2 separate regions of the Homo sapiens genome follow, and region 2 is linked to region 1. A link is a loop called in an ENCODE intact Hi-C map of the cell type or tissue named here. Cell type or tissue: OCI-LY7. All regions are shown on one strand. Each heading gives the region's core, and the rest is flanking DNA. Links, peaks and the distances in the headings are about the cores only. Region 1 has its middle 6.3 kb from the start of LACAT1. Region 2 overlaps SEC14L1 (SEC14 like lipid binding 1).

Region 1 (2,904 bases), core at 87-2,586:
GAATGTGTGCATTGAGCGTGTATGTGCGTGTGTCTGTGCATGTGTTTATGTGTATATGAATGTGTGCATATGAGCGTGTGTGTATGTGTTTATATGTGTATATGTGTGCATATGAGCATTGTATATGTATGTGTGTGCATGTATGTGTGCATGTGTTTATATGTGCATATGAATGTGTGCATTGAGCGTGTGTGTATGTGCGTGTATGTGCATGTGTGTTTATATGTGTATATGAATGTGTGCATATGAGCGTGTGTTTGCATGTATGTCTATGCATGTGTGTTCATATATGTGTGTATGAATGTGTGCATATGAGCATGTGAATGTGTGTCCCTATGCACATGTGTATATGTTTGTATGTGTGTTTGTGGCATGTGGCTCTGGGGACACAGGGCTATAGGTGGTCCCATGACTCTTCTCCATCTCATCCCCGTGACAGCTGCCCCTACCAAGTCCTGTGCTCCCTCTTACCTCTTCCCTGGGATGACAGTGGTCACTTTCCCCATGTTTTGGATGGGGCCTGCTTGTCCCCAACGTCCTTTAGCACGAAGGGGACAGGTGTCCTATTCCTGTGAATGGCCGGTTACCTTCCAGGTGCGTTAGAGTGGCTCCTCTAACCAGCCCTGCAGGGATCTTATTAGATCTTATTAGAGTGGCTCCTCTAACCACCCCTGCAGGGGGGAAGTGAGGAGCCGCAGGGCTGTGGAGGGGTCCAGGTGTCACGGCCAGGACTTGTACCCGAGCCCGACACGGGCGGACCCAGGTGTGCGGGGATCCAGCCCAGGTGTGCCGGTGGCGGCCGCCCCCACGGAACCACCTGGCCCGCTCGGGGACCCAGGTGTGCTGAGAAGGGGGTACTGGCGTTGGCCCGGCGTGAAAGGTCACCCTGCACCCCCGCACCCAGGTGAGGCGGGCGCGGGATCCCGGTTGCCACAGGCATCGGAGCGGCCGGGAGCGGGGGCAGGGGGAGGCAATGAGAACTCCCGGGGAGGGGGCTCGCAGGGGCCGCATCGGACGCCTGGGCCGGCGGGGCAGAGGGAGGCGCCCTGCTCTCCGGTCCCTCCCTTTGCCTCCCTCCCGCCCCGGGCGCCGCCTGCGGGAGCCGACTCGTTCCAGGGGAGGCAGCGCCACCTGCTGGAGTGTGCGCGTCTGCGCACCGGGCCGGGTTCCGCAGGTCCTGGGGCTGCGCCCGAGACCCCCGACCGAGTCTTCGGCGCCTCCAGCGCTTCCCCGGCGTCTTGGGCTGCGAGGGGCCCTTTCCGCAGGGCGATGTTTTAGCAGTTCTGGGAGGAAGGGCCCACTGCCGTTGCCCTCTGAGGACCGAGGCCGAGAGCCTGGAGGGCGTGGAGAAGGGTCTGACCGCCGGCTCTGGTCCTCGGGCTCTTGGCGACAGCGACCTCCCTCCTCCTCCGGGCGATGGTGACGGGCGCTCTCAGAGTGGCGGCCACACTAGGCGCAGGGCCGTCTTCCAAGTGTGTGGTCCTCTCAGACCTATGGAGTTGGTGCTGTTCTGGCTCCCTCTTAAAGAGCGGGAAACTGAGACACAGAGAAGTCCCACCGCCGGGGGTCGGGGTGGGGAGGGCCTGGGATTGGAACCCAGGCATGCTGGCTTGTGTCACCTGTGGTTCTCTCTGCCTGAAGATTTTTTCACCTGCCTAACTCATGAGCTGCTACTTACCCTTTGGGTAGCATTAGATGTCGCCTCCTCCAGGAAGCCCTCCCTCCCCCTCCATGTGAGGGTGGGCGCTCCTGCTATATGTGGGCCTACCGGCCCTCTGCGGGCTGGATCATCACAGTCTGTTCACTTGTCTGCCTCCTACCCCTTGACGTGGGCTCCCAAGGATCATTTGTGTCTGTCTTGTTCACCTGCCCTTTGTAGTGAACCAAACCTTTAAGTGCACATTTTAAAATTGATTTCCAAGGGGGCTGAGAGCTATGGAGGAAGAGCCAGGTCAGAGAGTCATCAGAAGCCCATATTTTACAGGATGTGGCTGGGGGCCCCTCTGGGGTGCCCCTCCAAGGAAGATGCTGAGCTGGACCTGGAGCACCGTGGAGGCAGGACCATGTCTGCCATGCTCAGAGATGGGTGCCAGGGGCGCTGGCTTGTCACTCAAGACTCCCCACTCCATCTGCCCTCCCCCACTCTCCCACTAACCAGGGGGGACCCACCTGCACCTCTGGTCACCACTCATGCTCCCTGGTGCTGGGCACCCCAGGGACAGGAAGAGGGCTGGGTGTTCCTGGCTCCTGCACTGCTTCCCAGGCCTGATCCCCATCTTTCTGCACCTGCCTCCCACCCATCAGCTTCCGCTAGACTGGAAGCCTCCAGAGGGCAGGTGCTGCCCCTCTTTCCCTTGTGCCTGGATTCCGTTGGCATCTAATCACAGACGAGGGACTGTGTCCCCTTCTCCACCTCCGTGGAAACTGTGTCTCACTCTCTATTCCAGGCCGAGCTGTCCATCCTCTGCTGGAAGCCTTGTGCCATCAGCCCTCACCTCCCCCTTCAAGCCTAGACATTCTCTCTCCTGGCGTAAATATGTTAACTCAAGGTTCTTTGCTCTAAAACCAAGGAGTTGTCTCCTCTCCCAGGTCCACCTCCTCTCTCTCGTGAACTCCCTGCCCCTCCACCTCATCCCTCCTCCATGACCTCCCCCTACTCACCATCTGCCCCTTCTGCCAACCCAGCGAGCTGCAGCTCTCCCTGGCATGTCACTCTCTAAACCTTCTGTCCCTTGGTTACGAGTGCAGTTCTCGCCTGGATTTCTTCCCGGCTCTTTGACTTCTCCCCAACCCTTCTTTTTCTGTTTTCCCCTTAAATGTGGACATCCCCACGTCCAGGACCTGGTCTCTGGCCCTTCTCCTCTGATTCATCTCAGTGGCGTTTCTCCCAAATCCCCGATTGCA
Region 2 (2,904 bases), core at 167-2,666, 100 kb before region 1:
GTAGTGGAGGGAGGTTCCTGGCTGCTCTGGGGGCCTCAGCCACAGTTTTTCTCTAGGATTTTGCCCTGTGGGACTGTGCCTGGCTCCATGTGCTGGAGCCTTCTACCCCGCCACCAGCTGGCTGCTTTGCTCACTCCTAGTTTTCCATGTGGCTTCAGCTCGAGGACGTGCTTAGCTGTCTGAAAGCCCTCTGGCCCCAGTTCAACTCTGTGGCATTTCTTGTTGCATTCTTTCAGTTTCTAAGTGACCAATTCCTGTCACATTTCATAGTTCACATCCTTGAGAGAAACTTGATCTAGTTCATTCCCCACCCCGACCCCTGCCCTGGTCCTGGGTTTGAGGATATTGGCTAGCCTGTGGATTGTTTGCCTTAGGTGGGAGGCCTGACCCTTGTTCAGTGAGCTGGGCTGGTGGAGCTGGGGAGGAGGCAGTGGGGGTGGTAGGCAGTGGGCATCGCCAGGTAAAGTAGAGTGGCTGCCCACGGCCCGGGGTGGACACAGGGCAGAGAGTTGGGCAGGGTGGGGGATGTTCTCCAAAACACTTGAGTGTGGCTTAAAAAGTTCATGCAACCCTGATAGTTTGAGGCAAAGGCTGGTTTCTTTGCCAAACGTTAGATTTAATAAAAGAGGAGGTGTTTGGATTGTTTAACGTTCAGACTTCCTTATTTCCCTTACTTCACTATTTTCAAAATTGTGACGTTTACCTTGCCAGTTCATGCAGGACTTTACAGAAGAACTCGAAATTCAAATTCTGAGCTGCCACCAAGTTTTTACAATTAAACCATTTTAAAACTATTGTTCTGAGGTAGTGGTTAATTTCCCTTCTTTTTCTTTCTTTCTTCTCCTTTTTTTTCTTTTTTTTATGATTTAAAACTTACTAGTTAGAAACTTTTTTTTTTGCCTCACCAGCTTCAGGAAATTTTCTTTTGAATTGTTAGAAAAACAAACAAACAAACACACAGACGCACACACACGCACGTATATTCTTCCACCCTGTAGTATAAAGAAAACATTTTTAAATCCGAAAATGAAATATGTTACCTTTTTCCTTCCAAAAGTAGACTGTGAGTGATGTTTGTGTGGTGTCCTTTGCCCCCATTTCTTACTGTAGTTTTATGGTATAAAATCCTCAGTATTTGCTTAATTTTTTTTGTCATTGAGGAAAACTAACAGTAAAATGAGTTAACCTGAAAATGCCCTTTTCAGTTCAGCATTCAGAGTGAGGAAAGAGGTATATATGCAGTTAAGGTGAGAACGGAACCGTAGCTTCCGCCGGCGGACTTGTGAGCACGTCAGAAAGCGAATGTGCCTCACTAGAACGCACGGTGGCGGCAGGAGTGGCCGGCAGTGCCCGGCACGCAGTCACGGGAGGTGGGTCGAGTCCTGGTTTATGTGAGTCCTGTGAGGTGAGAGAGTGGGAGAAAACGCCTCACTCAACTTAATGCCTTTGTTTGTTTGTTTTAACCAAGAGTTTACTTGTAATTTAGTATTGCCGGAAAATTGTTCAGGTAAAAAGTGCCTAGTATAAATAGGTACACAGTCAGGTCAGATATGTTAATTGCATCTCACTTGATTTAATGAAAATTTACCATTTGTTTTGAGGTCAGTACCATTAAAAAAAAAACATGTTAAAGTTCTCATTAACTCGCTTGAGTGGTATTTACATAAGCAAAATTGAAGTGGAGGTTTTTCAGTAGGCATTTGCATGGTGTTGTTTTGTTAGATATCAGCCCAGAAACAGAATGTCAGAGCTTTCAGCGAGTTGGAGCAATCACCTAGCTCAACCCTCCCTTGGAGGGCGGGGAATCTGAGACTCCGAGGTGGTGAAACTTACACAGGTAGTGCCGAGATCTGATTCTCGAGTTTAGTGTTCTTTTCTCATACTATGCTTCTTCCTTCTACCCAGGGATGTGTACCTGAAACATTTTATGAAAGAGAAATCAAAACTTCTTGGCCACACACAAACGAAAGCCTCACACCTGACAAGGAAGGCGCACCAGGGAACCTTCTGGGGGGATGGTTGCAGATGTCCTGTGTTTTGACAAAGGTGTGGGGGACTCATTTTTTAAATTGAGTTATAATTTACATACAATGAAGTGGTCACATGTCAGGTGTACAGTTTGATCAGTTTTAACCAAAGGGCTGCTCTTCCTGGCTTGCGGGGAGGAGAAATTAATCAGTGAAGGACACTGATTGATTGTGCCTTAAAGGGTTTAAGATCTCACGGGAGCATAGTGATATGATCCCACAGATTAGGAACTTAGAATGGGATGTATAATTCTAGGGTGCTTGAGTTGAAGTGTTTCTTTTTGAAATTTCTAAGATAAAGCACAAACTTTAAAAGTTAAACATTGTCAAGTGCATCTCCCCCTCCCCCTGCATGTTAATGGTTCCTTAATAAAGGCTTCAAAGGGAAAATGAAGGAGGCGGGAGGCCACCTAGTGTAGGAGGGCAGGGTGGGAGAGGTCAAGGTCAGGAGCCCTTAAGGAGAGTTGTGGGAGAGAGGGAAGAACATGAGAGGCCACCTTCTGAACCCGATTTTTGTGGTGACAGCCGCAGGCGAGATAGTGGCTTGGACTCTGGTCTTTCTTCTGCTGAGGACAGCTGTCCTCATTGTGACCAGTGGGAACACACGATAGAAGAGGCTCCATTAGCTCCTGTGCATCCCAGGAGTTGCCACCCTGTCCAGTGCCGTTTCTGTCTGGGCTTATTTCCATTACACAGCAGATGTGGTCACCTCATTCTTTGCTCTCTCCTTTCCTCGCCCTCATCCCAGTTTCACTGTGCCCTAGGAGTGCTGGCTTTCTCCAGGAACCCCTTCAGTGTCTCTGTCCCTTCAGCAGACACACCCTTTAGACTGTGCCTTCAGGAACCAAGGCACCTGGTTCTGTCCCTGTCTGTCCCA

The links. Peaks named below come from ENCODE experiments on the same cell type or tissue, not always from the same donor. Only the 100,000 strongest peaks of a DNase experiment are listed, where the experiment ranks them.
Region 2: it touches region 1 in a loop (4-fold over the local background); 7 of 110 quality-filtered maps call a loop at or near these places.

The regions. Positions count from the first base shown.
Region 1 is chr17:77,246,068-77,248,971 of GRCh38, forward strand. No RefSeq gene overlaps it. Among named protein-coding and RNA genes, the nearest start is that of LACAT1, 6.3 kb to the right of the region's middle. RefSeq lists a silencer at 1,047-1,222 and an enhancer at 1,108-1,958. In OCI-LY7, for the core only: CTCF peaks have their summits at 1,141 (motif pointing left) and 1,384; DNase peaks (open chromatin) are centred at 744 and 1,114; H3K4me3 peaks cover 1,067 bases.
Region 2 is chr17:77,145,761-77,148,664 of GRCh38, forward strand. The region is part of intron 3 of SEC14L1 (SEC14 like lipid binding 1); the gene reads left to right. Among named protein-coding and RNA genes, the nearest start is that of SEC14L1, 6.2 kb to the left of the region's middle. In OCI-LY7, for the core only: CTCF peaks have their summits at 1,362 and 1,567; DNase peaks (open chromatin) are centred at 211, 1,281 and 1,991; H3K4me3 peaks cover 2,450 bases; H3K27ac peaks cover 2,500 bases.